Regions from separate parts of the Homo sapiens genome. Here region 2 is linked to region 1. A link is a loop called in an ENCODE intact Hi-C map of the cell type or tissue named here. Cell type or tissue: IMR-90. All regions are shown on one strand. Links, peaks and the distances in the headings refer to the core of each region. The heading gives the core; the rest is flanking DNA.

What was found. Peaks named below come from ENCODE experiments on the same cell type or tissue, not always from the same donor. Only the 100,000 strongest peaks of a DNase experiment are listed, where the experiment ranks them.
Region 2: a loop joins it to region 1, with 2.2 times the contacts of the local background. A loop is called at or near these places in 2 of 110 quality-filtered maps.

Annotation. Positions count from the first base shown.
Region 1 is chr7:82,610,813-82,627,913 of GRCh38, reverse strand. No RefSeq gene overlaps it. Among named protein-coding and RNA genes, the nearest start is that of CACNA2D1, 180 kb to the right of the region's middle. In IMR-90, for the core only: no CTCF peak of the experiment used is centred there; no DNase peak of the experiment used is centred there.
Region 2 is chr7:82,692,092-82,709,192 of GRCh38, reverse strand. LOC105375376 (a long non-coding RNA gene) reads left to right here and starts at 13,859. Exons shown (of 3, transcript XR_927714.2): 1 at 13,859-13,896; 2 at 14,520-14,643. In IMR-90, for the core only: no CTCF peak of the experiment used is centred there; a DNase peak (open chromatin) is centred at 7,042.

The DNA of each region.
Region 1 (17,101 bases), core at 5,456-13,455:
CTTCAGGTCTTCCTTTCCTTATAAAGGCTGCCATGTGAAGTACAACTTACATTAAATAAATGTGTATCCTTTTCTCTTGTTAATCTGTCTTTTGTTGTTAGGCTTTCAGCCATGAGCCTAGGAGGGGACAGGAAAATATTTTTCCTCCCTTTCACCCAGTCATATATAAGCAATTTGCATTAAATATTTGTCAGTTGCTTTAATTTTTTTAGTCCTTAGAAATGATGAAAAATAGAACTCACAGAAGGGTTTGAAAAGAGTTTAGAACTAGTAAGTTTTAAAAATTTTTCCCAGCTAATTTAAACAGGTTTTTAACTCATTCAAAACGCTCTGTTTATACCTCATTATTGTACAATGTTTATTTTTAATATACATATAATTATATATGAAAAATTAAAATTATATATAATTTATATTATAGATTTGGGGCATACAAGCCCAGTTTTGTTACGTGGAGATATATATATATATATTTTTTTTTCTTTTTTTTTTTTTTTTTTGAGACAGAGTCTCACTCTGTCAGCCAGGCTGGAGTGGAGTGGCATGATCTTGGCTAACTGCAACCTCTGCCTCCCGGGTTCAAGCGATTCTCCTGCCTCGGCTTCCTGAGTAGCTGGGATTACAAGCATGCGTCACCACGCCCGGCTAATTTTTGTATTTTTAGTAGAGATGGGGTTTCACCATGTTGGCCAGGCCGGTCTCAAACTCCTGACCTCAGGTAATCTGCTCACCTTGGCCTCCCAAAGTGCTGGGATTACAGGCTTGAGCCACCGCACCGGGCATGTGGATATATTATCAAATGGTGAAGTCTGTGTTTTAGTGTAAACATCACCCAAATGGTGATGTTTTCTGTATTAACATCACCCAAATTACCATTAGGTAATTTTTTCATCCCTCACCTCCCCCCATTCTCCCTTCATAACATTTTGCTAATGGAACCATTTTGTAAGGTGGTATTATATTAATTTTGTAAATATCAATAACCGTGAAATAACATCTGAATCAGTTGTTCAATAAGCACCCACTAACGTTCACAAATGCTTCATGTGACCTTTAGAGAAAAAAGCAGAGGCAAGCTAATTGCAAAATGATGAACACTTTCAATATTCAACACACTTCGAATGTAGACCGAGTTTGGCATATTTGATTTACAGGCTTCATACAAAACTACCCATATTAATAAAATATTGCCCACTGTGCAATGCAGACAGTCCTTTTATCTGTGTACCTACAATAAAAAGGTAGCACTGCCAGGCAGCTAGTTGTGTTGTTTCAGTTTCCAGATTAATAGCCAATCTACTTGGAAGTTAATTCTTCATTTACACTGGGGTGCATGTATTGTCTATTTCTGGTGGAATGGGTTTTGCTCTGATCAATAAGTGTATCAGCCTAGTTGTTCATCTTGTTGGAGAGGTCAAAACAATGACAGAGGTACATCTGTTTTTATGTCAAATAATGTCTGAGGTAATGAATCCTCTCCAAGGAACTAAACAATGTTCTTGCAATTGTCCTTCGGTCTCCCGCTATGGGCTTGATCATGATTAATCTGAAGCACTTGGGGAATTGAAAGTGTTGGCACTTCCTAAAACATTTTTAATCTAAAATTTATATTCATCTACGTGGTATTTTCAGCTCTTGAATAGTGACCCAATGCATAATATATATCTAAGATGAGGCTTATATAAATGCATTTGCATATGTGGGAAAATGTAGCAGAAATATTGTTCTAAAACGCAGCCAGCAAAAATTGCTTTCAGTTACCTACATAACAATAAAATGTATTTGCAAGAGTAAATGTTATACTTATTGTGCTAATAATTAATAAAAATGCATAATGAATACAAAATACATGTAAATGCATATTAACCTATATATTACATTAACACTTGGTGAATGAAATCCCAATATTTCCACTTAAGTGACAAAATGAGGGCCACTACAAGTTTATAGGAAAGTAAAACATGAAGAGATGTTTAGGCAAATACAAAAAGTTTCTACAAGAAAGTTATTTTGAAAGAAAAAATATGAAGGTGACATACTGATTGATGGATAGGGCAGGTTGTTTCTGGGTGGATTAAGTTATTGTATTTCATCAAGCCTATTTCCTATAACAGAATTGGATGTGATAGATAGATTCAGCCACTCTGATTTGTAGGCACTTGCTGAATTGCTACCATTCATGTTAGCTCCCACTTTGGCATTGATTGACCATGTAGTCCTGTCACTCGAAGCAAATCTCTTAAGTCTTGTAGTCATCAGTGTCTAGATTGGTAAAATATGGAAAATAACTCCTCACCAAACCACCATCCTTGGGGATGGTGCACTCTTCAGGCTATGGGACAAAGTGCAGTCTTGCAAATGGACTTGGGACTCAATTAGCAGAATAATTAGCAACAAGTGAAAGTGGACCGGCCATCAGTGTCTGTGAGGACTATAATGAGCTAACTGCAATAATCCAGAACTGTCCTTACCCCTTTCCATGACTTTGGGATTTTATGCTCTAGTAAAATCACAAAACTTTAGGCAAACATTATTTTCAATTTATTTTTCAACTTAAGACTTAAATATTAAACACTTAATACAAGCATTATTTCACAAAGTAAGGGGCGTTTCAACCTCAAAAATGGGAAGGACATCACAACTAATATATACATATATATTACCCTTATATATAATAATATATGCTAATATAATATATAATATGTATTATATATGCAAATATATTAAATATTAAATATATAATAAATAAATATATAAAAATAATACATACTTATATATATCATAATAATATATAGCTATATATATAGCATTGGTGTATATACATATATGTATAACAATGATTTTTCACTATAGTTTTCTGAATTGTCTTATTACAGAAAACTTGATCATTTACTGGACCCAGAGGATAGATAGGCATTTGCAGGGCATCATTTCAGAACACTAGCAAGGCGCTGCAGTAGAGATTCTGGTGTTGGCCAGACTGTGGGGGTCCAGGAAAACAGGCCAGAATGCAGTGTCCAAGGTCCAAAGTAGGCATCAGTGCCTCAGTTTCAAGCCTGGGGCTCGTAGACAGCCTCTGATCCTGAGAGAAGCACCCTGGCCTTAGAGAAAATAGGAGCTGGCCATGTTACTGAGGTCAGCCTCAGATTTGAAGGACAATATATTGAAGCCAAATCTGTAGGTCAAAGGTTAAATGTCTTAGTAATAATAATGTATCCCAGCTAATAAACTGGCATAAGAGGAGGAATAAAAGAGAAGCTTAACCCTGAGTCACCTTGGTTTCTCTTAAAGATTAGTAATACTCTTTAAATTACTGGAAATGGAAAGAGCCTTGATTTTCATCATGTGGCCAGAGCTGAAGCTTTATGTAGTAGTCATATTATTCCCAGCTAAGCAGACAGGGATTTTTGTGGTCAGGGCTCCTTGCAGCTCATTACATTGATGGGTGACGTGGGTGATCCACATCATGGGAAGTCTTTCTATATTCTTTTTCTTCGTTGTCTAGAAAAATGTGATGAAATATTTACAAATAATTTTGTGTAATGGTTTTAGAACTGTTTATGAATCATGAAAAGGAGTCAGAGAATCAGTAGCTCAGCTCTTAATCTTGAGGGAAAACTAGGTAGCATTATTATCATAATTCATCTGCAGACCAGTCCTCTTTCATTTGCCAACAATCACTTCTGACTTACTGGAGAGGTAATCAAGCATGAAGTTTATAAACAGTACAACAGATAGACCACAATTTTTCAGACATATCTATAGCTATAGTATTGGGTTTCATTAATGTTATATTTCATTAAGTCACATAACTAAAATTAAAATTTTTCAACATCCTCAACCATTTTTAAAATGTCCAAATTTTGCTGAAGCAGCCTTTAACTCAGGCAGTGACAAACTATAGCCCACAGGCCACATCTGGCTTACTGTCTCAGTTTGTATGACTCTCAAGCTAAGAATGCTTTTTATAAATGAACATTTGCAACCAGTTTAATGATAGGGAACACTAACTTTGAATATTATTTATGGAAAATATCATGCCTCCAAAAACAAATTTAAGTCTTTTCATTAGTTGACCAATATTACAAAAAATCATACTGAAATATTGTATTTTTAATTTTGTCAATAAAAATTGTGAAAATGTTTTCTTTCATCATATGAAAAACTATATAATATCCTCAAGTTTTCCTTTTGTCCACAAAGCCTGAAACCGTTGCCATCTGGATTTACAGAAAAACTTAACCCCTGTTATAAATCATCAAAGAAAGTTTATCTTCTGCTCATTATATATTTAGATACAGGATAATTTATTTTTAGTCTTTAAAATAATATTTGGTATATATGGAAAATTTGATTAATCAATATTTCTATACATAAGAACATCAATGATAAAGGCACTTGAATTTGATGGATTCTGTCCCACCTAATAAGTAGAAACACATCTACATTGATGAAAAAAATTTTATGTCAAAATCTAAAATAAATTAACATAAGAAAACTCAGCAAAATAAAGTAAATTCTGGATACTGTGCTAAATATATTTGTTGGTATTTTAAATAATATAAAATGATTAAAAATGAGATAATGCATAAGGATTATAGAGTGAGAAGATGAAATATATCACATCAAAATGAAAATATATTATATTTAAAAAGAAAAAATTTATAAATGCTCTCAAAAGAATAAAAATAAATAAAAGCAATAAGATCCATAGAAAAGAAAAGCTTTTTGTCAAAATATGATGCATAATTTTTTTAATTTATCCACTAATAGGTGCACTAATCCATTAATAGATATAAAGTGATGTAAAATGTTACAAAACAGCCAATAGATCAAAATTATTAAAGGTACCTTGCCAAGAATTAAAGATGAAAAAAATAATGCTTCTTGTCTTTTAAGTACTATGTATCTATGCTGCATATCTCATTTCTAAAAAGAATTTAGTGACATGAAGAAAAATATTGAGTGACATGAGGATAATCATATTGAGAACCCAATGACTAAAACTAACTCTAGTAATTAAAATATATATACAAACATATATATATACAAACACTCTTCCCAAAGGCAAGACCAAATCAAGACCACAAACCTATCTTTGAGCTAGAATTACAAAATTATATATCAAATAAAAGGACTGTGCCCTGTTATTTCTTTCTTTTAAATAAGTGGCTATATGCTCATTGCACATTATAAGTAAACTATTAAGATGGGAATATATAAATAAAATTTGATGTTCTTATTAATTAAAATTTTAAAGATGCCAAGATAGACAAATGTCACCTACTTTATATTATTTTGCCTAGTTATACTGATATTTCATTCCCCTTCCTGGTCTAAGAAACTGCAGGGATAAGATGGTTAAGTGCATTAAGAGGGTTAAAGCCAATGACAGGCTCACTGCCAGTAGGTGGCAAAGCCTAGATTCTAATTTAGCCTTGCTTGAAATTGTAGGGCTAGAAGGTGAACTATTCATCATCGTTCCTTGTTTTGAAGTTGAAGAACCTAATATATAAGAAGCAGTAATTTTTCCAAGATTGCCTATATTATAATTTGGTCATGCTCTGATAAATAATCCTAAAATGTAGAAATATACATATGGTATACCTAGAAATTTTCATATTAAACTTTTATTCTAATGTGTATCTTCACATAATTTTTCTATGCCAGTATGATTAATTAGTGAGTTAATAACATTAATCTCATTTCAATAGAGAATAATATTTTAATGTCATAAGAAATTTATTTCAGTATTGCTACTGGACCATTACCTGATAAGAGTTGTCCAAAACCAGACATAGAGTTCTCCTTCCTAAGCTTTTTCTTTCATATTTAACAATCCTTGTAAGCTTTTTAAACCATATCCAAAAATTCAACTATGAACTTTATAAAAGGTTGGTAACTTTAATATTTCTCCCTCACTCATTCCTGTCAATTCTCTACAGAGGTCAAACACGTATATATGCTTTTTTAATAAAAACGTCCTTTTGAATTCTTTAACAGTAAAACTCAACATATCCTAAATGAAACCCATTTTTCAACCACTAATACCTGTACCCCAAACCTGTCTATCTGCTTGTAGCTACAACCACTGATTTAGGCTGTTTTCTGCTGCTATAAAAGACTACCTGAGACTGGAGTAATTTAGAGGTTTATTTGGCACATGATTCTGGAGGCTGAGAAGTCTAAAAGCATGTTACTGACATCTGTCAATGGCCTTCGTGCTGATTTACTCCATGGCAGAAGGTCAAGAAAGCTTGTGTGAAGACAGCTTGCTTTTATAACAAACCACTCTGGCAATAGCTAACCCATTCTCACAAAAATTAATCCACTCCTGCCATAAGAGCATTAATCCATTAATGAGGGCACAGCCCTCATGATCTATCACCACTTAAAGGTCCCACTTGTTAATAGCATCACAATGGAAGTTAAAATTCAACAAGAGTTTTGGAGGGGACATGGAAACCAAAGCATTCCATCCCTGGCCCCCTAAAACTCATGTCCTTCTCACACGCAAAATACATTCATTCTATCCCAATAGCCTCCAAAGTCTTAATTTATTCCAGCATCAACTCAATAGTTCAAAGTCCAGTGTCTCATCTGAATCAGACATGGGTGAGACTCAAGGCACAATTCATCATGATGCAAACTCACTCTGACTATGAGCATATGAACTCAAAACAAGTTATCTACCTCTAGAATACAATGGTGATACAGATATAGGATAGACATTCCTATTCCAAAAGGAAAAAATGGGTAACAATAAAGGGGTTACTTTTCCCAAGTAAGTCCAAAATTCAACAGGGTAAAAACAGTAAGTCTTAAAATGCTAGAATAACCTCCTTTGACTCCATGTCTCAGATCCTGGGCACACTGGTGTGGGGGTTGGACTCCCAAGGCCTCAGGCAGCCCCATCCCTATAGCTTTGCAAGGTGCAGGTCATGTGGCTGCTCTCATGGGTGGGAGGTGGGTGCCTGAAGCTTTCCAACGCTGGTAGATCTACAGTTCTGGGGTATCGATCATGATCCCACTTCCCATGCAATATCTCAATCACAGTCCCAGTTCTCATGCACTACCCTAGTAGGGACTCACTGCAGTGCCTCCACCCCTGCAACAAGTGTCTGCCTGGGTCCCCAGGCTGTTGGATACATTCTTTGAAGTCTAGGTGGAGATCACTATGCCTCCAGAGTGCTTGCATTCTGTAAGCCTGCAGAATTAGCACCATGTGGATGCTGCCAAGCTTAAGGCTGTTCCATAGCAGTATCCCAAGCTACTCCGGGCCTGCTTGAGCCACAGTTGGGGTGGCTGAGGAGCACTGCACCAGAATGCAGGGAACAGAGTTCAGAGGCAGCTCTAGGCAGCAAGATTTTGGAAGGTGCTCCAGGTCCTTCCCCAGAAACCATTCTGCCCTCCTAGAGCTCTGGGCTTATGATGGGAGGGGCAGCCATGAAGATCTCAAATTTTAGATTTTCCCCCATTTTCCTGATAAAGAGCATCTGGTTCTCTTCTATTGGTACTAATCTCTCCTAAAGATGCCTTTTCACTCCTTACATGACCAAGATGCAATGTTTTTAAATCTTTTTCCTCTGCTTCCCTTCCAATTATAAATTTTATCTTTAAATCATTCCTTTCTCCTCTGATCTTACTGTAAGTAGCCAAAAATAGCCACATGATTCCCTCATTATTTTGTTCTGAAAATTCCTCTGCCAGATATCCTAGTTCATCATCCTTAAATTCCACCTTATATTAAGCCCCTGAGCATGGACACAATGCAACCAAGTTCTTTGCCACAATTTAGCAAGGATAATCTTTACTCCAGTTTTCAATTTCTTGTTCTTCAATTCTGTCTGAGACCTCATCAGAATAGACTTCACTGCCAGTATTTCTATCAGCATTCTGATTGCTTCCTCTTAGATAATAACTAAGAAGCTCCAGACTTTCCTTACAGCTTTTTTATGAGCTTTCACTAGAATTGCCCTTAATGCTCTGTTTATTGCAAGCTGTCCTTTCTCTAGCCTTCTCCTCAAAGTTCTTGCAGCCTGCACCCCTTATCTAGTTTTAAAGTCATTTTCATGTTTTCAGATAAAATTTTTTTTTTTTGAGAAGGAGTCTTGCTCCGTCACCAGGCTGGAGTGCAGTGGCGTAATCTTGGCTCACTGCAACCTCTGCCTCCCGGGTTCAAGTGATTCTCCTGCCTCAGCCTCCTGAGTAGCTGGGACTACAGGTACAAGCCACCACACCCAGCTAATTTTTGTATTTTTAGTAGAGACGGAGTTTCACCATGTTGGCCAGGATGGTCTCAATCTCTTGACCTCATGATCTGCCCCCCTCAGCCTCCCAAAGTTCTGGGATTACAAGTATGAGCCACCGCGCCCAGCCAGATAATTGTTATAGCCAGCACCACACTTCTTAGTATCAATTTTCTTAGTCGGTTTTCTGTTGCTGTAACAGAATACTTGAGATTAGGTATTTTAATTTTTATTTTTTAAAAGGGGTTTATTTGGTTTGTGATTCTATGGGGGTGGGAAGCCCAGGAGCATAGCACCATCATCTGGTAAGGGCCTCCTTGCTGCATCATTCCATGGCAGAAGGGCAAGAGAGCTCCTGTGAGAGAATGCTCACTTTCATAACAATCCACTCAGGCAATAACTAATCCACTCCTGAGATAACAGCACTGGCGGAGGCTTCATAATCTAATCACCTTCTCAAACTCCCATCTCTTAATATTGTCACAATGGCAATTAAATTTCAACATGAGTTTTAGAGGGGGACATTCAAGCCATAGCAACCACCATCCCATGACGTACCCAAATCTGAAGCCAGTAGTCAGTTTAGATATTGACTTCTCCATCATATTTCATCTTCATTCAATCATTGTACTTCTAAACTATTTTTCTTTATCATCCCAAATCTTTATCCTCATGAAAAGCATTTTATTTTAGAGCTTCAACATTTTAAAAAATCTGTTGCAATAGCCTCCTATCACCCTAATTTTGGACTCTTTACACTGGAATTTCTTCTCCACACCACTTTCAGAATAAACACACACACACACACACACACACACACACACACATATACACAATCTGACTTAGGACACTTGACACTTGTCTATTTAAAACTCTTTAATATAGCTCAGTATCTGCAGAATAAAGTTTAGATTTCTAAGCATGGTAACAAGCTCTCCATGATCTGCCTTCCTTCCTTCTATAATCATTACCTTTTCCTTACCACATATTCTAATCTTTAGGTACCTTGTTCTTTATACATTAATTTAGTTATGTTACCTTTTGCTACTGTCTTTTTTTAACTTAGAATTCCTTTATATCTTCTTCTCTCTTTACTTGCTCTTTACATCTAGATGTTCTCCATGAAGCATTTCTGGATCTGTCTGTCCCGTCTCCATGTAAAGTTAATTACCGCTTCTTTTACACTTTCATAACACTTGATAGAATGTGCAGAGTGTTTTATTACAAATTTTATTTTTCTGAATCCCTACTAAATTGTGCATAGCTAGATGTCAAAGGCTGAGCAATGCTCATCTTTTTATCCTCAACACCTAAGACAAAGCTTATTACTTAGTAGTGGCTCAAATATATTGCAAAACTAATACATAAGAATGAATAAGAATGGATGAAAACAATCTCACTTGTTTGCCAAAAAAAAAAATCATGTCCTAACTTCTAATCATAGCATCAAATTCTTTCACCATATAACCTAAACCTACTCTAGAGAAGAATTGTGTCTCCTTTGACAAAATGCCCTACTAAACTCATGCTATGAACAAACCATGTAAACAATATATCTATATTGAGTGCAATATATGTCTCTAATTAACTTATGTTTAGAAACTTCAACAATGAATATGATATGTGTATTATGTAAGAAAGAATATTTTGCATTTGTAAACACTTCTACTATTATAGTACTCTTCTGTATAAATTAATTTGATATGTTTTAAAAGCTTTGTATTTGGCAAAACTATATTATCTCTATCTTGTAAAAAATGAAACTGAGCTTCATTAAATTGCCAAAATAATTATTCAAGGTCACAAAGTAAGAGATGAACCGGGATGCCACATATGAATTCTGTTTCCCAATGCAATCATATGCAGAAAAACAAAAAGGGGAAAATACATAACAACGTAATCTGTATTTTGCCACCTCCTATTTATAAATGTATATGAAGAAATATGAAAATAGATTCATTTCTAGTTGTGTGTTTAGCTACTGGAAAGTTCCAGCACTGAAAAGTTGAAGGAGATGACAAAGGTAATTACATTGCTTGTATACAGTCCTTTCATTTTAAATTCTTCTTGAACTTAGCGCTACTGAAATTTTTCCATTGAGCAACCTCTTGTGACTGTTTACCCCCTTAGCTGTCAAGATTATATCCTAATATAAGGGAGAAATTTTGTATCTTAAAATAAATTTTCTCTAAGAATAAGCACAGTGAAATGCAGCCATCAAGTTCACTCTGTCCCGAGGAGTCCTCAATGAATATGTATCTCCCTGACATCCTAGCAGAGCAAGGGTTGAGGTCTTTTCTGGCAAACTGACAGTTGCTCAACTGAGGACAGGAAGGGGAAAAGGAGTAGCTGAATCTCTGATTGATATCTTTTAAGCAGACAGTGTTCTTCTACTGAGTTTAACCTCTTCAAGAGAAGATACTTCCTAAAGTATCAGGGCCTTTCTTTCACAATATCTATGTGTTAAAGAAAATACCTAAAATGACAGGCATTTTTCTATTTTATTTAAAAGCCATGGCATTTGAATTTGCAGATGATGGCTAGAACATTTGTACTTTTCAATAAAAACAGTTTTAAAATATTCTAGCCAGCATAGAGTTTAGGTAGAACAGATATACAATTTTTTACCTAAACCTCAGTAACCTAGAAATGGCTCCTACTCAATGATGGAAGAATCAAACCCATTCTCTTAGAATTTATCAATATTAATTCAATCCATTTATTCTTGAAAGAAAATTATTCATCTTCTGTGTGTCAATCATTATAATAGGCACAAATATCATATCCAGGCCAAAATGAGTAATGTGAGGGAGAACTTTCTGAAAGATCCAGTGTTTTTGCACATCTCTAAAAGAGAAGACAAAAAATTGGTTCAAGCAGAAGAACTAGTATGTGACTAAAGGCAAGAGAATAATTGGTACCTGTGTAAATAACTATAAAAAGTTTGGTAATACCAGAACTAAGTGACAATCAGCAGAGATGGAGAAAAGGAAGCTGATTGTAAAGAGGTGGAACCAATAGGATTCAGTGATTATGTGTTGGCAGTAAATCAGAGACATATGATGTTTAGCTTTCTGACTTGGGTGACTGGCTGAATAATGGTGCTATTTCGTGCATGGAAAAACACAGTGGGTGGAGGTTCAGGAGAAAGAGGAAACATGACTGGGGAATAAGGAACTAAGAACTATCTATGAAATACTGAGTGGAGATATCAAAAAAAGGCAGTAAGCATATATATTCAGAGAAATGTTGGGACACTGCCTAGTAAAGCAGTGAGAAGAGGGCCACCATCCTCCAGACCCCAGAATGGTAGATCCACTGACAGCTTGCACTGTGTGTCTGGAAAAGCCACAGGCACTCAACAACCAGCCATTGAAAACAGCTGTGGGGGCCTGACCCTGAGGAGCCACAGGGGCGGAGCTGCCCAAGGCCTTGGGAACCCACCCCTTGCATCAGTGTGGCCTGGATGTGAGACATGGAGTCAAAGGAGATTATTTAGGAGCTTTAAAATTTGACTGCCCTGCTGGATTTCAGACTTGCATAGGGCCTGAAGCCCCTTTGTTTTGGAGGATTTGTCCCTTTTGGAATGGGAGTATTTGGGCAATGCTTATACTGCCATTATATCTTGGTGTAACTAATTTGTTTTTGATTTTACAGGTTCATAGGTGGAAGGGACTTGCCTTAGCTAGTATGAGACTTTGGACTTGGAATTTTGAGTTAATGCTGCAATGAGTTAAGACTTTGGGGGACTGTTGGGAAAGCATAATTATGTTTTGAAATGCGAGGAGAACATGAGATTTGGGAGGGGCCAGGGGTGAAATGATATGGTTTGGCTGTGTGTCCCCATCCAAATCTCATCTCAAGTTGTGACCCTCAGTGTTGGAGGAGGGGCCCGGTGGGAGGTGATTAGCTCATGGGGATGGACTTCCCCCTCTCTTGATAGTGAGTGAGTTCTCATGAGATCTGGTGGTTTACAAGTGCGTGGCACTTCCCCTTTTGCTCTCTCTTCCTCCTGCTCCAGCAATGAAGGACCTGCTGGCTTCCACTTTGTCTTCTACCATGATTGCCAGTTTCCTGAGGGTCCCCCCACCAGCCATGCTTCCTGTACAGGCTGTGGAACTGTGAGCCAATTAAACCTTTTTTCTTTATGAATTACCCAGTCTCCAGTAATTTTCTTTGTAAATTTCCCAGTGTATTTATAGCAATGGAAGAACGGGCTAATACAAAATTCTGCTTTTCAATATATTTTTTAATTTGCTTTTTTTTCAAACATTTGCTATAAATATATGTTCTTAGCTTAAAAAGTCTAAATTTTTATGCCAAACAGTAGTGTCCTGTCTCACCTCTACCTGTTTTCTGGTTTCATTCTCAGAAACAAATTCCTCTAACTCTGAAGCTTCTTCTCTTAGTCATGTTCATATCCTTAAGAGCACACTATAACCATTTTTTTCTTTTTTTTTTTTTTGCTTTTTCCAGGTTTAGGTCTTATTATTTACTTCCTATTATGGAAGGTGAGATTGACCTCTTTCGCATTTTCCCAAACCCTCTTCTAAATAGAGTTACATCACAATTTTAATTGGAAAAATAACCAGGGTTTTTATTACTATAGCTATGTAAATACTATTTACAGATAAGCCATATCATAGCTATGCTTGTATTTCCTTTCTTGTACAACTCTTTGTTCTCTATGGAGTAAATTAGTGCCAAATTTTTAATTTGCTAAGTTTCCTATATATCTATCTCTAATTCCTCTTTAACTATCTGCCAGAAGAGTAAATATTTTCTCGATATTTTCACACTTCAGATAAATCTGAAAGTTTTTGTTTTTCTTGTTGCTATCACTGTGGGAATCCTCCATCTTCCTGCTTCAACTCGGACTGCTGTTCTCTGGCCTGCCTGCTGCAGCTGTCATCCTGGGAATTTCACTAAAGCTTCATTTCAGGGAATTATGCTTCTTTACTACCCCTTTTTCTTATACCCCTGTTATGGACTGAATTGTGCTCCCCCAAAATTCATATTTTGAAACCCTAATTGCCAGTACCTCAGAATGTGACCAAATTTAAAGAATGGGCCTTTAAAGAGGTAATTAAATTAAAATGAAGTCATTAATGTATGCCCAAATCCAATCTGACTAGGGTCCTTCTAAGAAGAGGAGATTAAGACACACAGAGAGAAACCAGGGGCAGTATGCAAAGAAGGACCACCTCATGAAGACATAGCAAGTGCGCAGCCATCCGTAACCCAAGGAGCAAGGCCTCAGAGGAAACCAACTCTGCCCACACCTTGACCTTGGACTTCTAGGCTCTGGCATATAAAAAATATATTCCTTACAAGTCATTCTATTATAAAGATATATGCATGCATATGTTCATTGCAGCACTATTCACAATAGCAAAGATATGGAATCAACCCAAATGCCCATCAATGTTAGACTGGATAAAGAAAATATGGTACATACACACCATGGAATACTATCCAGCCATAAAAAGGAATGAAATCATGTCCTTTGCAGGGACGTGGATGGAGCTTAAAGCCATTATCTTCAGCAAACTAACGCAGGAACAGAAAACCAAACACCGCATTATCTCACTTGTAAGTGGTAGCTGAACGATGAGAACACATGGACACAGGGAGGGGAACACAAAGACACACTGGGGCATGTAGGTGGGGAGTGGGGGGAAGGGGAGCATCAGGATACGTAGTTAATGCATCCATGACTTAATACCTAGGTGATGGGTTGATAGGTGCAGCAAACCACCATGACACACGTTTACCCATGTAACAAACCTGTATGTCCTGCACAGGTATTCCAGAACTTAGAAGTTTAAAACTTTTCTCTTAAAAAAAAAGACAAATTTTTAAAATTTAACAAAAAAGAAAAGCAAATATATTCCTGTAGTTTAAGCCACCCAATCTGTCATAGATTTTTAGGGCAGCCCCAGAAAATGAATATGACTCCGTTTATTGTTCTTGCTTCCCTGCCTCCCCACCTCACCATTTTTTTGGCAGAGCATATTCTCCAGATGTTTTCTGAAAAAGAGGAATTAAAGAATATTTGGGAGGGGTTGAATATCTGAAAATACCTTTATGGAAAATTGTCTGGATATAGAATTCTAGGGGGATATTTCCTATCATCCTGCCTATCCTCTCTCCTACTATGTTTTACACTGTATAGCCATTATTTCAGTAGTCACCCACAGACATAACTTACATTTGAGGATAATCACTACCATTTCCCTTTCCATATGGTACTTTAACCACACTCCTTTTAAACTTATGTTATTGTCATCACATAATTGTATCCTTTTAATTCATTAGGACATTATTTTATTATTGTATACTGTCTATGTGTTCAAATCACCAGCATATTTCCTGTACCTTCTTTTTCATTTCTTCTTCATGCCAAAACCTTTTATGAAACGGGGCCGTTTATCTTCTGCCTATAGACAATGCTTGAAGCTTAAGATTCATCAAGTCTGCAAATTTATATATTTTATGAAATGGGAGGAAATTTTGGTCATTATTTTTTCAATTTTTTTCCTACTTTATCTTCTTTCCCTTGTCCTCTGGGACTCCAGTCCCAGGTATTGTTCTGCAGGTCCCTGAGGTTCTGTTCTTTTAAAATATTTTTTCCTTGGCTACTCCTAATTTCTATTGATCTGTCTTCAAGTTAACTGATCCTTTACTTTGGTCATCTCCAGTCTGTCATTAACTTATCCGGTGAGTTTTAAATTTCAGATACTGTGTTTTCAATGCTGGAATTTCTTTTTGTTTGTTTTACAGAAATTATATATATGTTTTTTTTGTGTGTGTGTTTTGTATTTTTTTGGGACAGAGTCCCAAAAAAATCTGTCTGTCTGTCACCCAGGCTGTAGTGCAGTGGCATGATCTTGGCTCACTGCAACCTCCACCTCCTGGCTTCAAGTGATTCTTGTGCCTAAGCCTCTTGAGTAGCTGGGACTGCAGGTGCTCACCACCATGCCAGGCTAATTTTTTCTGTATTTTTAGTAGAGATGGGATTTCGCCATGTTGGCCAGGCTGGTCTTGAACTCCTGACCTCAGGTGATCTGCCCGCCTCGGCCTCTAAGTGTTAGGATTACAGGCATGAGCCACCTCACCCAGCCTCATTATTTATAATAGTGATATAGTAAATAAAATTTCTTTAAATCAAACAAAAAGAAATTCCAGCATATATATATATATATATATATATATATATATATATATATATATATATATAAAAAACAAAAATATAAGAGACAATTTAAATATTAGCAAATATATTAGTGCTAGAATGTTTTGGTTTAATTTGTAGTTTCTTTTTTTATTTTAATTATTATTATACTTTAAGTTTTAGGGTACATGTGCACAATGTGCAGGTTAGTTACATATGTATACATGTGCCATGCTGGTGTGCTGCACCCATTAACTCGTCATTTAGCATTAGGTATATCTCCTAATGCTATCCCTCCCCCCTCCCCCCACCCCACAACAGTCCCCAGAGTGTGATGTTCCCCTTCCTGTGTCCATGTGTTCTCATTGTTCAATTCCCACCTATGAGTGAGAATATACGGTGTTTGATTTTTTGTTCTTGCGATAGTTTACTGAGAATGATGATTTCCAATTTCATCCATGTCCCTACAAAGGACATGAACTCATTCATTTTTTATGGCTGCATAGTATTCTGTGGTGTATATGTGCCACATTTTCTTAATCCAGTCTATCATTGTTGGACATTTGGGTTGGTTCCAAGTCTTTGCTATTGTGAATAGTCCCGCAATAAACATACGTGTGCATGTGTCTTTATAGCAGCATGATTTATAGTCCTTTGGGTATATACCCAGTAATGGGATGGCTGGGTCAAATGGTATTTCTAGTTCTAGATCCCTGAGGAATCGCCACACTGACTTCCACAATGGTTGAACTAGTTTACAGTCCCACCAACAGTGTAAAAGTGTTCCTATTTCTCCACATCCTCTCCAGCACCTGTTGTTTCCTGACTTTTTAATGATTGCCATTCTAACTGGTGTGAGATGGTATCTCATTGTGGTTTTGATTTGCATTTCTCTGATGGCCAGTGATGGTGAGCATTTTTTCATGTTTTTTGGCTGCATAAATGCCTTCTTTTGAGAAGTGTCTGTTCATATCCTTCACCCACTTTTTGATGGGGTTGTTTGTTTTTTTCTTGTAAATTTGTTTGAGTTCATTGTAGATTCTGGATATTAGCCCTTTGTCAGATGACTAGGTTGCAAAAATTTTCTCCCATTTTGTAGGTTGCCTGTTCACTCTGATGGTAGTTTCTTTTGCTGTGCAGAAGCTCTTTAGTTTCATTAGATCCCATTTGTCAATTTTGGCTTTTGTTGCCATTGCTTTTGGTGTTTTAGACATGAAGTCTTTGCCCATACCTATGTCCTGAATGGTAATGCCTAGGTTTTCTTCTAGGGTTTTTATGGTTTTAGGTCTAACGTTTAAGTCTTTAGTCCATCTTGAATTAATGTTTGTATAAGGTGTAAGGAAGGGATCCAGTTTCAGCTTTCTAGATATGGCTAGCCAGTTTTCCCAGCACCATTTATTAAATAGGAAATCCTTTCCCCATTGCTTGTTTTTCTCAGGTTTGTCAAAGATCAGATAGTTGTAGATATGCGGCGTTATTTCTGAAGGCTCTGTTCTGTTCCATTGATCTATATCTCTGTTTTGGTACCAGTACCATGCTGTTTTGATTACTGTAGCCTTGCAGTATAGTTTGAAGTCAGGTAGCGTGATGCCTCCAGCTTTGTTCTTTTGGCTTAGGATTGACTTGGCAATGCGGGCTCTTTTTTGGTTCCATATGAACTTTAAAGTAGTTTTTTCCA
Region 2 (17,101 bases), core at 3,874-11,873, 83 kb before region 1:
TCTGGAGATTTTGTTGATATTTGTATTTGTTTTCATTTGGAACTGGAAAATGGTTTTTAAAAAGCAAAAGACATGCAAAAAAGTTTCAAATGGAACTAAGTTGAGATATCCTACACTGTATTATTTTATGCCTCAGCCACACCTTCCTTTAAAATTTTGATCATAGATGTGCTGGGAGGCAGTGCACTTCTGCAGCTCTTCTGGGCAAAAGACATTGACATCTTTGTTTAAAGATGTTTGCCAAACTGCTCCAGAGCAGAGACTAGGTTGGCTTACATTCAAGGTAAGAAAGCCAGTCTCTCTCCCTGGAGATGTTTCAGGCTACTAAAGATAATGTCTCTTTCTGGAAGGGAAGAGGGGCAGATTTGCCATCAGCCCCTAGACAAGATCAGGATCTCTTAATCTTAATTTCAACCATGACACAGATCTACTACATGTGCAATATTCACCTAGGCCGACCTCTGTGTTACCCCCATGGGATTTTGGACCAAAGAGAAGTAAGAGAAATATGAAGTTTATGCTGCCTGCTCTTCAGTGAGTAATAAATGATCCAAACCCATTTGGGCTTGCTGACTTCCTATCAGACAAATATGAAGAAGTGTGACCAACAGAAGAGGCACTGCTGCTTGGGAACCACTTCACTACTTGACAGATTAAAAAGCCATCATATGCTTACCAGACCTTCGTAAATAAGTTTGGACTAATCTCCTTTTTCCACTCTTTTGTCCTGACAATTTATTCTCCACACAGCATCCAGAGTAGACCTTAAATTCCCATGATGAATCTCTCCTACTTAGAAACAAACCTTCAGTGGCTTCTGAATGCTCTACAATAAAATCCAACTTTCTTATCATGATCTACAATGTGTATGATCTGTCTCCTGCTTTCCCCTCAGATCTTATAAGACAATTCCTAATTCAGAAAACTTTAAGTCTCAACTATCTTTCTTTTGGTTCCTCAAACTAGCTTAATGCTTTTCGGTCTTCCCTCAAATTCTATGTAGTCTGCTTTTTATTCTTTTGGCATCTGGTCAAATGGTATCTTCTTGTAAAAGCTTTCAGTTCTCACTCTGTGTAAAGCACTTGTTCTACAAGATACTTTCTATAGCATCACCCAGATAATTTATTTAAGCTTCTTTATTTATTGTTTGACTCAGTTACTATCTCTCTACTCTCTCCTGGATATAAGCTCCTTGAGTTGAACTATCTTGACTATTTTATTCATCACTCTTTCTTTGGGCCTGGCACATATTAAGTATTCAATGGAAGTTGGCTTTTATCATTGCTATTTTAAGACAAATTATTTATTTATTGGCCAGAATGTTCTGGTTCCTTTAATTGTATTCTCTTTTCAATCTTCACAACAAACTTATGAGATAGAAGTATTCTGATCTGTGTATCCATACGGTTATATGGATTCATGTGTCCATATCCATATACAACTATACCTATATCCACCGATATCCATGTATAATTTTTTTGTTATGGGAGCTGAATTCTTTCCAGGCTTATGTTAACTTATAAGTAAAGATGATATGAAGCCAGGATTAAAACCAAAAGAGTCTGTGGCCAAGGCCCATCAGTCTATTTTCAGTTGTCTCCTGAAAAATTCTATATTAGTTATTCCTATATCAATTCCTGGTAAGAAATTAAAACCAATATTTTACTGATAGAATTTTGGTAGCTAACTGTTAATACTAGGAAAAATTATGTTTTATATATATGTAATATGTGTGTGTATATATATATACACACGTATATATACGTATGTGCGAAATACTACTAAAAAATTCCAACCCTTTAAGTAATTCATAGTATTTATTATAGAAATAAAGTTGAAATCAAGAGAAATAAAAAATGTTCAGTAATTTTCTCTTGTATGCATATCCTTTTATTAGATTTCCACTCAAGGGATTATTAGAGAGACATGAAATTTTTATTAAAATTGGAAACGTGTTCAATAATATTTTTTGAGAGGGAAAATTTGCATCATGAGTGATTTATACAATTATCAACAATTATCACATACATTAATATCCTATAATAGGGATTATTAATATATTTAAAGAATTAGGTAATGATTATTGTTTTCATGGAGAATTTGGGACAATTAAATGTGAATAATAACAATGATGTTTAGCTATAAAATGCTCTTGGATGTTCTTATAGTACTTTCATCAACTTGTCAGTATCTTGAATAATCGTCTATGACAGTTTCCTCACAAATCTGTGAGTTACAAAAAATACACTTTCAACAGAAATGTATCTGATGAATATGTATTGAACCCAAACTCATTTTCCAAAGTTCATGCTAGCTGTTTATTTCATAAACAAAAGGTCAAAAGAAAATTATGTTTAGAATATGAGCAAGAAAAATCCCAAAGAAGATAACAAAATTTGAATGCCCATTAATTTAGCTACAGTCTAAACAAATATCTATGTTCATTTGAATAAATAAAGAATATTTTAGGGGTCAAAGAACAAATATGTATGGCATGGCTTTTGAAATGTCTACCAGCATTCATCCTAATCTAAAGAAAATTATTACCAACAACCCTTGGGCTTCCCCACATATTCTATTTAGTGGGTATTACCCAGCTTCTCTGAACCTCAGTGACACACACATATACTATTGGGCTAATCTCAATCAAGATGAGTTGGACTTATAACTGAAATGACGTAATGTTTCAAACAGGCTTTGTGAAATACAGCATTTCATGCAAATGTAAGGTGTTATAATCAACCTGGTTTCACCAAACTTTATCCATTCCATTTATTGTGCAACTGGAATTACAAGCAAAATATATTAAATGATTGCTCTAGACTTTAATTTTGACTCTGTTACTTGGGAAATTATGCCTCATTTTGTCACCAGTGATTAGGGTGCTGAAGACTGTATTTGAACCAAAGAGCCTCACATTGGGGTCAAATGAGTGAGTGTCTATGAAGTTCTGGGAGCAGCAACATTTCAAACAAAAAAATCTGGATGTAACTTCATTCTGGTTCTATTAACTTATCTAAGTTGAAATAAATCATTAAAGAAAAAGTCAAGCCAAGGGGAAAAGAGGCAAATAGAGCTTGGTCTGCAGAAAAACCTACAAAAAACAGAGCTGATTAAGACCACACATGGTGTTCTTGCTGGCTGTTCTGGGAGGAAGTTCTGAAATGTAAACGTTGCCATTACCAACCCCTGTGGCTGGCAGATCCTTTAAAGGGAAATGACCAATCACGATACCTTAGTTTGATAAAATTATCCATTAAAATATGAAAATAAAGCCCTAGTTTCAAGTCAGTTCTTATCAGGTGAAAAGCAATGTGAAAATAATGTTATGTCCCATACAAAAATTGTGATGCTTCACTTAACAGTTATATTTCTTATTGTAATAAATAATACATCAAATAAACATACAGAGAGAGAGACATACACATAGACACCTCTGAATTTTGTAACTATGAGTCAACCTCTAAGCCTACCCACTTGGCAAATGTCTTTTGAAGTCTGTCCAAACTGAAGACAAGTCCTGTACTTAGTGACAAACAAGGCTTCCCTGAGTGACATACTAAATTATATATGAAGAATGTAGGCAGAATAACATAACACAGCTACACATAATAATATAGAGAAGAGTAGTGATCTTTACCCCAATTTTAGGTGAAGATCTTTCCAGGAACATAACTATGTTTCAAACTTTGACCTTGAGCATTTTGATATGACTGTACTAAGTATAATAAGTTAATACAGTAAATGAATTACACACCTACATGGACTGGTACTGACCTAAAATGCTAGAAATAAAATGGTAAATAGAACTTTGGAACAGTAACTGTACTCAACCCTGAAATTGGTATTCAACTATTGAATGCTATCCTGTGTAGACTACCAAACTTACTTCACAACCGATAAGAAGATGTCAGGGACTTTTGAACAATTCTAAATGCATGTATAAGCTAAATGTTCAGCAACAACTTAAATAGTAGAGTAATGAGAAGTAATCTGTTATTGTTGGGGAGAAGTAGATTACAGAATTGTTAAATGCTTATTTACCATGAGGAATGTTGAATTTGCTCAATTTAGTCCTTGCTTAGAGCTACCCACACATCACAAAGGCATTTCTTCCTCAACAACTCAAGGCTAGTTAACTGCAGTAAGTACTTAGGATGCAATGATCCCCACTATTGCTTTTATTGGACCCATTTATATACCATTACTGCAGTGAATAATTGTTCTTTACTTCCTTTTAATTCAATTAAGAAATGTTTGCCCAGCTGTTCAAATATTTTATAAGCTGTAACTAGAATGTGGGCTCATAAATTACTTACCTTCTTTTTCAAACTAAACTAGTGATTATTTCAATAGGCTAATTCAAATATTCTGATGTGCCTAAACTACCGCCATCTCACAGATGGGAGCAGATAAAATAATGCCTAAGAAATGGCCCCTGAGCTTTGCCACAGCCTTTGAGTTCTCCCCAACTTTATATTAAAAATTTTTTCAATATTTTATATTGAAAAAAATGTGATGGGACTTCTGTCTTCTTGCAGAGATGGGCAAGATAATGATATGGGGCAGTTCTATACCTATATCTAGAGAATAATCTGGAATCACTGAGTGAGTGTGGCAGAGAATGCAGCATGCATTCTTGCATAGATACTTAATTGCATATGAAAACTACAGATCTGAGATTCAACCAGTGTGTGAAATCACAGATAAATTTAATATTTACCTGGAAAGCCCTACAACTTTTGATTAAAGATAGTCAATGATATTTTACCAGGTTCCTCTCCCTAAGCACTTGTGGAAGTCACTGAGAAAATTGAATATGTTCCAAAATGCATTCTGGCTGTCATTTGCCAGCTGAGCCAGTCTCCTGTCTGCAGTCACTTGATCTGCTCTGCTGCAGAATCTCTCAAATCTCCTGTCACCCAGGACCTGCTTTGTCAAGCTATAGCTGCCTTTCCTATATCACTTTTCCACAATTCTCATGTAATATTGCTGATTACTGCCTGCAATCCTATTATATATTTTTCTAGTTTTCCACTCTTGAATACATGACTTTCCACATCCTCTTTCTTTACCATTAACTGATAATCTTGTCTCACATTTCACTGATGGGAACACTCTCATTTCTCTCATGAATCTATAAACATCTTCATCTATACCCATCTTCTTCCTTCTTATTACAACAGAGTACATGTTATTCTATTCAAAGACCAATTGCTCCATATGTGTTCAGAATCTCATTTCTTTTTAACTGTAAATAACTTCCTTTTTTCTCTCAATCTGACTGCTACTTTTCTGAAAGTAGTCTCTCTCTTTTTTAGTACGACTGCTTTTAGGATTTTCTATTTGTCTTTTTCCCTACAGTTTAGTTGTGATGTGTCTAGGTATAGAATTTCTTATCAATCTGGATTAGCATTTTTGTTTCTGTTTTTTTCAGCTGCTTGAATTAGTGAATTATAGCTGTTCATCATTTCTAGAAAACTCTCAGCAACTATCACTTTGAATATTGCCCCATTCAAATCTATCTTCTCTCCTTTCAGGATCCTGATTGAATTTATATTATACTTTTTCATTATATCCTCTATTTCACTTCTCTGTTCCTCAGTATATGTACCGAATTTCAAAAAATACTTCTCATTTATTTTTATCCTTGTACATTTTTCAGCTCCTTCTTAATAATTCCATGTCACTTTATTTTACTGTTTCCAGCAGATATCTTCAAGACTGTCTGTTGCTTCTTTAAACATAGCACAATCGTTTCATAGTTTGAATCTGATCATTCTAATTTCTTCAGCATGTGAAGAGCTGTTTCTGCTGCTGCTGCTATTGTGCTTGCTGAGATCTAAGACATTTCTCATCTCTGAGATCTACCTACACTTGGGGCCATTTTTCTGGTTTTGTACTTTAAAAAATTTTAAAGAAATCATTTGAAGCCTACAATGTTGTAAATAAGATACTTCCCACATTTGCTTCTGGCATGTATGTGAGGTCATGATCAGTTTAGGACTACCTCCAACTAAGGCCACACATTTTCTAGGCCAGAGACTTTTTTTTTTTTAACCAGACTGTAATTTTGTGTTATCTGTTTTATACCTGGTTTGTTGTAATTTTTAAGGTACCATATTTATAAGAAGTTCTTCTCTTAAGTCTGCACAATCCATTATGATTGTCCTGAGTCACTTGTGATTTATTTAGATATGAGTTTAAGTGATCTACTTAATATTACAATACTTACTTTACATTATTAAGCCATATAAAACAGTTAATTTTAAAAAACTAAAGCCATAACTATTTTGTTTAATTCAAATAATATACAGTTCCATTAAAGAAGAGAATTCCATTGTAATACTTTAAAACTTGAACAATGAATATGCTAATACCCTAAATCCTACTGACAATGCACATCCTGGTAAATGTAGTTTATTTTTTAAAATCCATTTATAAAATCTAGATAGCCATCTGTCTGCATTTTTGGTTTTTTTAAGAATGGAAGATGATAGGCATATCACAAAAGCACTGTAACTGGAAATATTGCCTACTGTTCTGAAGCAAATACCTCCTGGGAGCTGCTGTGATCCTACTTTCAATTTTAAGTTTAAAAATCAGAGAGAAAAGTTTAGTATTGATACTAAAAAGTATTGTTCATTTAAACAATTCATATCCTTGATACAATTTAACAAGCAGTGAAAAGTAACAAGGTGTTTTATCAAGCTTTGAACTTTAGATGATGTCTTCTAAAACAGGCTCCTAGAGAGCGGATAGACAGGAGAAAGGGAAGGATGCAGTGTTTAGAAGGATGGGAACTAATCAGTGAATATGTCTGCTCCAAGAGGATGCACCAGGAATCATTGTTAAATCTGTCTATTCCCATTCGAGCCCTAATTCCAGTGTATTTCTTTAAATAAGGTGAAGATTTCAAAACAAGATTTGACCAGAACTAGGATAACTTTAAATTCATCCTTTTAACCATCTGGGCAGTAACACAAACACAGAAGAATGTCACAAGGTCTTGCTATTTATATTGTGGTTCATGGCTCATGGAACTTATTAGAAATGCATATTCTTGGGCTCTGCCCCAGATCTACTGATTCAGCATCTGATCTTTAACAAGAATTCCCAATTTAGTCATGCCCAAAATAAAGTTTTAGAAGCACTTGCCTAAGGGAATTAAATATTACCTAGTGAAGCTTGTAATATAGATATTATATTAATAAATATTATCTTAGTTTAAATAGCATAAAACATTTCCATTTGCTTAACCCTACTGGTCATTTCACTAACTGCTAAAAAGTATGAATAGAGAAATAAGATGTACAAATGCTTACAAAATGTATATCAAGGAAATTTTTATTGGTGGGTCCCTTAACCTCATAAAATAAAAAGATGTTCACAAGGCAGGCATGTGTACAAAAGTAAAGAGATAGGAGAAATAATAAATAACTATAAATACAGTCCTGTCTTGGAAAGTGTATTGTACTTTTTAAAAGTTATATAAGAATCATTTGAGCTACTAATTATGCTTCCTACTTTTTTAAAGTTATCTAAGAATCATTTGATCTGCTAATTCTGCTTCCTAGAAATTTTTCATAAGAAAAATATCCAAAATTAGACATCATAGCATTTTTTTATAATCTCAAACAATTAGAGACAAATAATCGAAGTAAAGAAGCTATAAATTGTAAGATGTCAGTAATATGGAACACAGAATTAGAAATGTAGAAACAGAAAATGTTCATCATACAATATCAAGAAAAATAATCAGACTACAAATCTTGTTATTATCCTATTGTATAAAATGTATTTATATGAATGAAGACTAGAAGGGCATTTAGAAAAAAATGCAATATCACTTGTTAGTGTCATGAAGTGGTAGTATTATTTTCCCATTTGTAATGATAAAATTTGCAAGATAGAGGACTAACTCCTGGAAAAGCAAAGACTTCTGAAAATTTGCTCTTGCATAAAAGCAATGATAACGCTGGCAAACACTGTCAAAATGAACATTTTCAGAATTCTGGAAATTAGCTAAAGTCATGCAACAATCTGAGGAGCATTTACTCTAGAAAAACAATTGAATCTTAGCATGAACCTTGAGCTTTATGGCATTTAATGTGTCTTTTATGTGCTCCTTTCCCCTGCTCTGCAGTAGCCTTGGAAACCAAAAGTCTCATAACTACAGCAGTGAAAACTAGCAGCCTAGCAAGCCCTTGCAGAGGCCAACTGGTCTGGAGTATCCCCAAGCCCCGCCCTCAAAAACCTGTCACTATTTGACCTATATGGCAGCTTGCCAAGAAGCTCCATCCTCAGGGGCTTCTTTTCATTTGACCTGAATCAGAGATCCCTCTACATGAACAGCACTCTTTTCAGGACATTAGTACAAAACACCAAGTGATAATTATTTGGAAAAGCAGGAATTGAACGTCCATAGAGGGCTATGAAAAGCTCAGATGTTGCTGGAAATTTAGAAGTCCACGCATGTACTCAGTGCTGTGCCTATGACCAAGGAAGACAGAAGACAGCCCAAATCTCTTGCCTCTGGTTGACTTTGAGGTTCTGTGCAAGTTGGAAGTGAAGACTGAGAAGGAGTTGTAAATTGCCTTCAGGAGCATTGAAAACGTACTGTTACTGGAAAGGGTTCCCCATCCAGACCCCAAGAGAGGGTTCTTGGATCTTGCGCAAAAAAGTATTCAGGGTAATTCCATAAAGTGAAAGCAAGTTTATTAAGAAAGTAAAGGAATAAAAGAATGGCTACTCCATAGGCAGAGCAGCAGCCTAAGCTGCTGCTTATTTCTTGATTATATGCTAAACAAGGGGTGAATTATTCATCAGTTTCCTGGTGGGCAATTCCCAGAACTGGCAGCTCCTCCCCACTTTAGACTATATAGGGTAACTTCCTAACATTGCCATGGCATCTGTAAACTATCATGGCACTAGTGGGAGTGTCTTTTAGCATGCTAATGCATTATAACTAGTGTATAATGAGCAGTAAGGATGACCAGAGCTCCCTCTCATCACCATCTTGGTATTGGTGGCTTTTAGCCGGCTTCTTTACTGCAACCTGTTTTATCAGCATGGTCTTTATGACCTGTATGTTGTGCCAACCTCCTATTTCATCCTGTGACTAAGAATGACTAACCTACTGGGAATGCAGCCCATCAGGTCTCAGCCTTATTTTACCCAGCTCCTATTCAAGATTGAGTTGCTCTGGTTAAAACGCCTCTGACAATACCCCAACAAACAAACAAACACACACACACACACAAATACACACACACACACACACACACACACACACACACAGCCAGCCCTTGGCAAGAGCTGAGAGATTTATTTATTCAAAGCATTCCGGGGAATCTCTGTTCAACCATTACCTGACCACAAAGCTTAACAGAGCAGAGACTTCAGTGGCTACACATAATAAAGAATACAGACTTTAAAGAATTAGTTCCAGAAATCCACCACAACAAGAAACAGCAAAAATAATAAACCTGAAGAAATATCTAAATTATACAGTTGGTGCATTATATTATTTAACTTTCTAGTTTTTAACAAAATAATTAGGAGACATGCAGAGAATCAGGAAAGTATGGCCTACACACCGGGAAAAAGCAGCCGATAGATACTGTCTCTGAGGAAGCCCTAGACATTGGACTTTCTAGATAACCTTAAACCGTTTTTTATAAATATGCTCAAACCATTTTATGTAAATATGAGGACAACTCATATAAATGCATTTTAATATTCTTTCAATTAGAGAAGAGCACAACTTATTAACAAACAAAGCACTGACATTTTAGGAGATTTTTTTAACTTAATAATATTTAATAGCTAGACATGTTAAATGAAGAAGAATATTAGAAAACAATATTCTTATTTCAGGTAATTACATGAAACTGGATGAGAGACTTGAGGCCAGGAGATTGAGGCTGCAGACCCCATCTTTTAAGAAAACAAATATCTTCCTGGTGTTGCTATAAATACATCTCTGTAACAGGTAGAGTTCACCTGTAAGTGCTACTTTGTATTTTGAAAAAGAGACTAGGGAAAACCAGGTAAGTAACAATGCTAGAGAATGATTAACTTCTAGACTAAAAAAATTATGTAGGTAAGGACATTGCTATTCACTACTGGATCCTGAATACTTTGCCCAGAAACTGTCTGGAATATGTGACAATATTTGTTATAAATGAGTACACATGCATTTAATGAATGAATGATATATCACATTATCATAATCAGGTATTCTATAAAAAACCTGAGATCAAATTGGATTTATTCAGCAACAACAAACTATGAACATTAAAACATAGATTGGGACGTCATGTAAAGCAGGCCACTCATTACGGGTAGTGACCAAACAGAATACGGATGGCCATTTGTCCAGTGTTGCTTTAGGAAGGATTCAGGTTATGAGGAAGATTCATAACTTCTTTTCCAAGATGACGAAAGAACCTTGGACTCACCAAGTCAAACCTCAAATAACAGAAAGTTATTTTCCCTAATTTACAAGGCCTTGCTCATTATTATGCAAATAAGAAGGCACACTTTACCCAGATATTAATACGGGATATTTCCAAGCCTACTACAAGAATGTTTGAAAAAAGTTAGAAATATAATGGGAGTATATAATCAATGGGAATGTTATTAGGAAATAAGAAAATAAATTTGTGTACTTTTTCTTTAAATTATCTATGGATGGATCCACAATAAGGGCTAAAATTTTAAAAAGAGCGACAATATTAAATGTTGATGAGGTCGTAGAACAATACAAACACTCACATATTGTTAGTGGGAGAGTTAAATGGCACAACTTCTTTGAAAAATGATCTGGCTTTTTTGTATAAAATTAATTTATATATGCCTTATACCCCAGGAATGAAAACATATATTTATAAAAAGAGGTTTTTTTTCTTTACATATGGGGTCTCAGTCTATTGTCTAGATCGGAGTGCCGTGGTGTGATCATACCTCACTGCAGCCTGGAACTCCAGACTTCAAGCGATCTTCCCATCCTAACCTCCCAAGTAGCTGGAATTTCTAGTGTCAGTCCTACAAAAAGCCTTGTACAGGAATGTTCATGGCATTTTTATTCATCATAGAAAAAAACTGGACACAGCCCAAGTGTCCATTATTAGAATGAATAAACAAATTGTGCTGTATCCACAATGGAATGTTACACAGCAATAAATGATTAATGTACAACAAGAATGAATCTCAAAAATATTATGCTCAGTTTTTTTTTTAAAAGCCTCACACAAAAGCCACAAACAATTCCATGTGTATAAAGAATACATGAATGATTCCATTTATGTGAAGTTCTAGAACAGGTAAAACTAAGTTATAGCAGAAAAAAAATCACAATGTTCTTTAACTCACAAAGGATGGGGAGGAAATTGATTAGAAAGAGGCATCAGAGAACTTTCTAGGGTGACGTTACTCTTAAGATTGAATATTTCGTTGTACGTAAATTATGTTACAGAAGACATTGACTAGTCTACTTTTGCTGTGCACCAGTATATCCTTGGAGCTGGGCATTCTGGGTGGTAACTTGTAGCATGGAACTAGTAGTCATATGAAGGAAAGAATGAATAAATGAATTTAGAACAGTCGATACAAACTTTATATCTCAGTTTTGACACCCAGTAACTGATGGCTTTAGATAGCTATCTTCCTTTCTTGAAGTATATCAGTTTTATAAAACAATGTGTATACAGAAACATGGAGATAGAATTGATTTCACATAGCTTTTAGCTGTTGAAGGCAAGATGGCATTTAATTAGATATTTCCTCTTGTGTATTTGAAGTTTTGTTAAAGTATATTTCATACAGTGAATAGTTACAAAAATGGAGATTTTAATTTTGGAAAGGTATAACATTTCAGTTTAATTTGCCTTTCTCCTCCCTCATCCTGAAAAACGGAACAACCATCATCATCAGCTTTGTAATTGCAGCCTCACAACGTGTGATGACTCAACACTTCTTCTCTTCACTTAGAATCTCATCTCACTTCCAACCATCCTCCTTTTAAGAACGCAACCAATCCAAAGATGCATCCTGCTTCTGACATCTTGCCCTGAGAACTCCAGAGCCAATGCATAAGCAAAACAATTTGCTCTCACTTTCCCTAATAAGCTGCTGTTTAGAAATTGTCAGTGCAGTGTTCTTCTTTGAGGCATTCCTTGTGGCACACACTGTTATCAGAAAAGAGGTCCCAGTCCGGACCACAAGAGAGAGTTCTTGGATTTCACACAAGAAAGAATTTGAGGCGAATCTGTTAGAAGTATTCAAACCAGCGCAACTCCATCTTGAATAGGGGATGGGTAAGATAAGGCTGAGACCTACTGGGCTGCATTCCCAGGAAGTTAGGCATTCTAAGTCACAGGATGAGTGAGATAGGAGGTCAGCACAAGGTATGGGTTACAAAGACCTTGCTGATAAAAGGATTGGTAAAGAAGTCCAAAACTCACCAAAACCAAGATGGTGACAAAAGTGACTTCATCCTCACTCCTCATTATATGCTCATTATAATGGATTAGCCTGCTAAAAGACACTCCCATCAGCACCATGACAGTTTACAAATGCTATGGCAACTTCAGGAAGTTATCGTATATGATCTAAAAAGGGGAGGAACCCTCAGTTCCAGGAATTGCCCACCCTTTTCCTGGAAAACTCATGAATAATCCACCCCTTGTTTACCATATAATTAAGAAATAACCATAAAAAAAGCCAAAGAGCAGCCCATGTTGCTGCTCTGCCTATGGAGTAGCAATTATTTTATTCCTTTACTTTCTTAATAATCTTGTTTTCACTTTACTGTATGGATTCGCCCCAAATTCTTTCTTGTAAGAAGTCCAAGAACCCTCTCTTTGGGTCTAGATTGGGACTCCTTTCCAGTAACAAAAGTGAAAGCAAGTTTATTAGGAAAGTAAAAGAATAAAGAATAGCTACTCCATATGCAGAGCAGCAGACTGAGCTGCTGGTTGATCATCTTTATGGTTATTTCTTGATTATATGAAACAAGGTGTGGATAATTCCTGAGTTTTCTAGGAAAGGGGTGGGCAATTCCTGGGGAACTGAAAGTTCCTCCCTTTTTTAGACCATACAGGGTAACTTCCATGAAGTTGCCATGGCATTTGTAAACTGTCGTGGCACTGGTGGAAGTGTCTTTTAGCATGCCAATGCATTATAATTAACGTATAATGAACAGTGAGGACAACCAGAAGTCACTTTTGTCACCATCTTGGTGGGTTTTGGCTGGCTTCTTTACCGCTAACTGTTTATCAGCAAGGTCTTTGTGACGTGCACCTTGTGCCCACCTCCTACCTCATCTTGTGACTAAGAACACCTTAACCTTCTGGGAATGCAGCCCGGTAAGTCTCAGCCTTACTTTACCCAACCGCTATTCAAGACGGAGTCAGTCTGGTTCAAATGCCTCTGACAGCACTGTTATTAAAACTCAGTTTGTTTATATAGTAACATATTATTTTACTGTAAAGGGCTTTCCACACATTTTATTGTGATGAAACTGGAAGAAGCTTTCCTTAAGTAAAGGAAACATTAGAAGAAACTCATCACGGGGCCGGGCGCGGTGGCTCACGCCTGGAATCCCAGCACTTTGGAAGGCGGAGGCGGGCGGATCACGAGGTCAGGAGATCGAGACCATCTTGGCTAACACGGTGACACCCCCTCTCTACTAAAAATACAATTAGCCGGGCGTGGTGGTGGGCGCCTGTAGTCCCAGCTACTCGGGAGGCTGAGGCAGGAGAATGGCGTGAACCCGGGAGGCGGAGCTTGCAGTGAGCCGAGATTGCGCCACTGCACTTCAGCCTGGGCGACAGAGTGAGATTCTGTCTCAAAATAAATAAACAAACAAACAAATAAGAAGAAACTCATCACGTAAGTAAATGATCCTTCCAAAATGTACATCATTTTGGAGTAGAGCCTAGCAGGGGATTCTCTTTTAGTAAAATAACATCTAAATTATGTTAGAAGTGAAATAGGAATCTCATAGTTCATGTAGGCCAACTGAGGCCTTCATCTGGAAAATAATTCTATAAGTCTGAGATATTTCTACATTTTAAGTACTTGAACAAAAAAAGTAATGGTAACCTGAAGGTGTGTGAAACCCAGAGTCATTTGTCTGTCTTTCCAGGTACCTCAATATTATCCATCTTACTTCCCAGTGACAGAAACTTAGCTCGCTGCAACTTAGAAGGAGAATTTTTTGAATCACAGAAGGGAATCTAGGACTCATTTATTTTAGTGGGAGGGTTAAATGGTACTTAGAAAATCCTTGTGGTTTGAAAGTGAGAGACTGTAAAGGTGAGACTCGCACCTGTGCGACCCTGACAAGTTTAGAACAGTGCTTCTCAGTTTAACGTGCATATGATCTACCTGGAGATCTTGTTAAAGTGCAGATTGTCATCCACAAGGTCTTGAATGTCACCTGAGATTTTGTATTTCAAACAAGCTCCCAAATAATGCTCATAATTTTGGTCCTTCGTCCACAATTCTCCTAGCAAAGGCCCCATGGAATATCTGCAATACCCTGAAGACCATGATGTTCAGCAGCAACAAGGAAGTGCCACAAGAAAGCATAACCATTGATCATTGACAAAATGACTTGGCTCTATCTGGATTTATGTAAGAAATCCTTTTGTAAGGATCTTTGCAAATTTTCCTTGGTAAGACCAAGATTTCTAGTACTAGCAAGTATGAAGGAGGCATGTTTAAGGTTTTTTTTCCCCATATGTATATGAAAATGTCAATTGTTTTTATCCTTTAGTGCTCAAAGTAGTTTTTACGTAAAAATATGATCCTAGTTAGAAATTTAAATTTGGTGAAGGAACAAAAGTGTTCCTGTATATTAAGTCAAGACTTCGCGAATCTTTTCAATTTAGCTTTGTCAGTCTTTTCCTGTGTGCTCCCCTAATCTCCATAGAGGCTTGAGGCTAAAGTTGTGACTAACGAAGTACTTAACAGAATGATTAAGCAGTGAAAGTCATCTGGTTTCCCTAAAGCAGAATGTAAATTCATTCCTAGTGGAAATCATGGCTTTCAATCTCAAAATACCTTGTGAATTCATAAATCAACATCTCTGGCACGTCAATATTTGAACCAATTTAGGGAGTATTTCTCATGATGACCAACCTACAACTAAGAAATAAGTTATTTTTCTTAATAACTAAGAAATATAGTTATTTAATTTTTAATGTTTAACATGGCATTTTTAATGTTTAAAACTTAAGTTTTTGTTTTCATGTTTCTGATATATTTTATAAAAAGCTCTTTAAAAATTAGTGCATCCATTTAACTATAATTTTCAATGGGGGTTCTTCAGAAAGTATGATTGAAATCAAACCTAAGTATAATAAGGAAAAATACACCCAACAGTTCAGTTCACCCTAGACCCAAAGCTAAAGCATACGTTATTCCTGAACAAAACAAGAGTTACCTTTTTAATGCAACTTCCATTTCCCTATGCTGGAGCAGAGGATTCTCATTATCATTGACTTTATCAGCTTTTCTTGAGTCACAGATGACAAACTTTCCCCTAAAATTTGCATTTCACACCCAGCATCCCTGTAGAACTCTTACACTGGTCAGCATTTGCTTTATTTCAGGAAAAAAATATGCTAGAAACCATGTAAAAAATGAACTCATTCTTCGAAATAGTATTTTTTTATTTTTATTTATTTATTTATTTATTTTTTTTTCTGAGACAGGGTCTCACTGTGTCACCCAGGCTAGAGTGCAGTGGTGTGATCAAGACTCATTGCAGCCTCAACCTCTAGGGCTCAAGCTATCCTCACACCTCAGCCTTTGGAGTAGCTGGGAACATAGGCATGTACCATCATACCTGGCTAGTTTTTAAATTTTTTACAGAGATGGGGGTCTCATTATGTTGCCCAGGCTGGTCTCAATTCCTAGGCTCAAGCGGTCCTCCTGCCTTGGCCTCCCAAAGTGCTGGGATTACAAGCATGAGCCACTGTAATTTTGTAACTCAGTCTAAGTAATTTTTTAAATTACTATGTGTTTTTCAGATAACAGTTCTGGATGATGTACAGTGAGACTAAACATTTGATTTTGTGATTTTAAATAATTCTCTCTATAGAGCTGGGTATCTCAAATCTTGCCATTTTACCATGACAATGTGATTGTTTTTGTAACTACACTTTGAAAGCATATCTGATAATGTTTACATAATATGTCATTATATGGGTGTTTTGTATTTAGATTGGACAGTTATAATATTTTTTCTATTTTTTTGCTTCCTAGCAATAAATTTTTTCTTCTTGATCCTATGGTTTCTTCAAAGAGACATTTATATGTTTTGTTTTTCTTTACTCTTCTACTCTATTACCAGTTCAGTTCTTAACAACATTATTTTACTTGCTCAAGCACTGAAATTTTCTGTTTTTAGCACTTTGTTTTAGAGTTATTAATTGTGTCTTTTAAAGCAATCTAAAGATTTCATTCTTATTCTATTCACGTATTTTAAAAGGTTAGTTAACTTTATTTTCATGCCCTTTTTTGTTTCAAGGACAGACTATATGTGATGTATTTCAAAAGATGTATGGAACTTTGCATTTTTATTCTAATTACCCTTTTTAATGATGCTTAATGTTGTCACACACAGTGAGACCATAAAACACTATACACTGAGGATGCTGCTGTTAATGACTGCTTCAAAGAGCGTAGTTTAGGGAATGTGCAGTATTGCAGATAGCAATTATTTTTTTTCTATCTCTGAGGGATTTTCAATGCAGCAGTACTCAGTGGAACTGCATCTATGATTTTGCTGAGTTTACCTCAAAGACATTTTCTGTTTTATTCATTTTTTATTTGCCAGGCAGCCTTCAAGCAAAAAATTTACATGAGAAAACCATAGTGTACTGACTTTTAATTAAAACTTCACACTCAAAATGCATTGGGATTTAATTTAAATATTTAATTGACACAATTTTTAAATAAAAAAAGAATATGAGACTAAGTTATGGCATGGCTAAGAGACACTCGATTTAAACATGACAAGTACACTGATGGTTCACTAATGGGTTTTCCTGACCTGCAGACCACTCAGTTTTTCTTGTAAATGAAT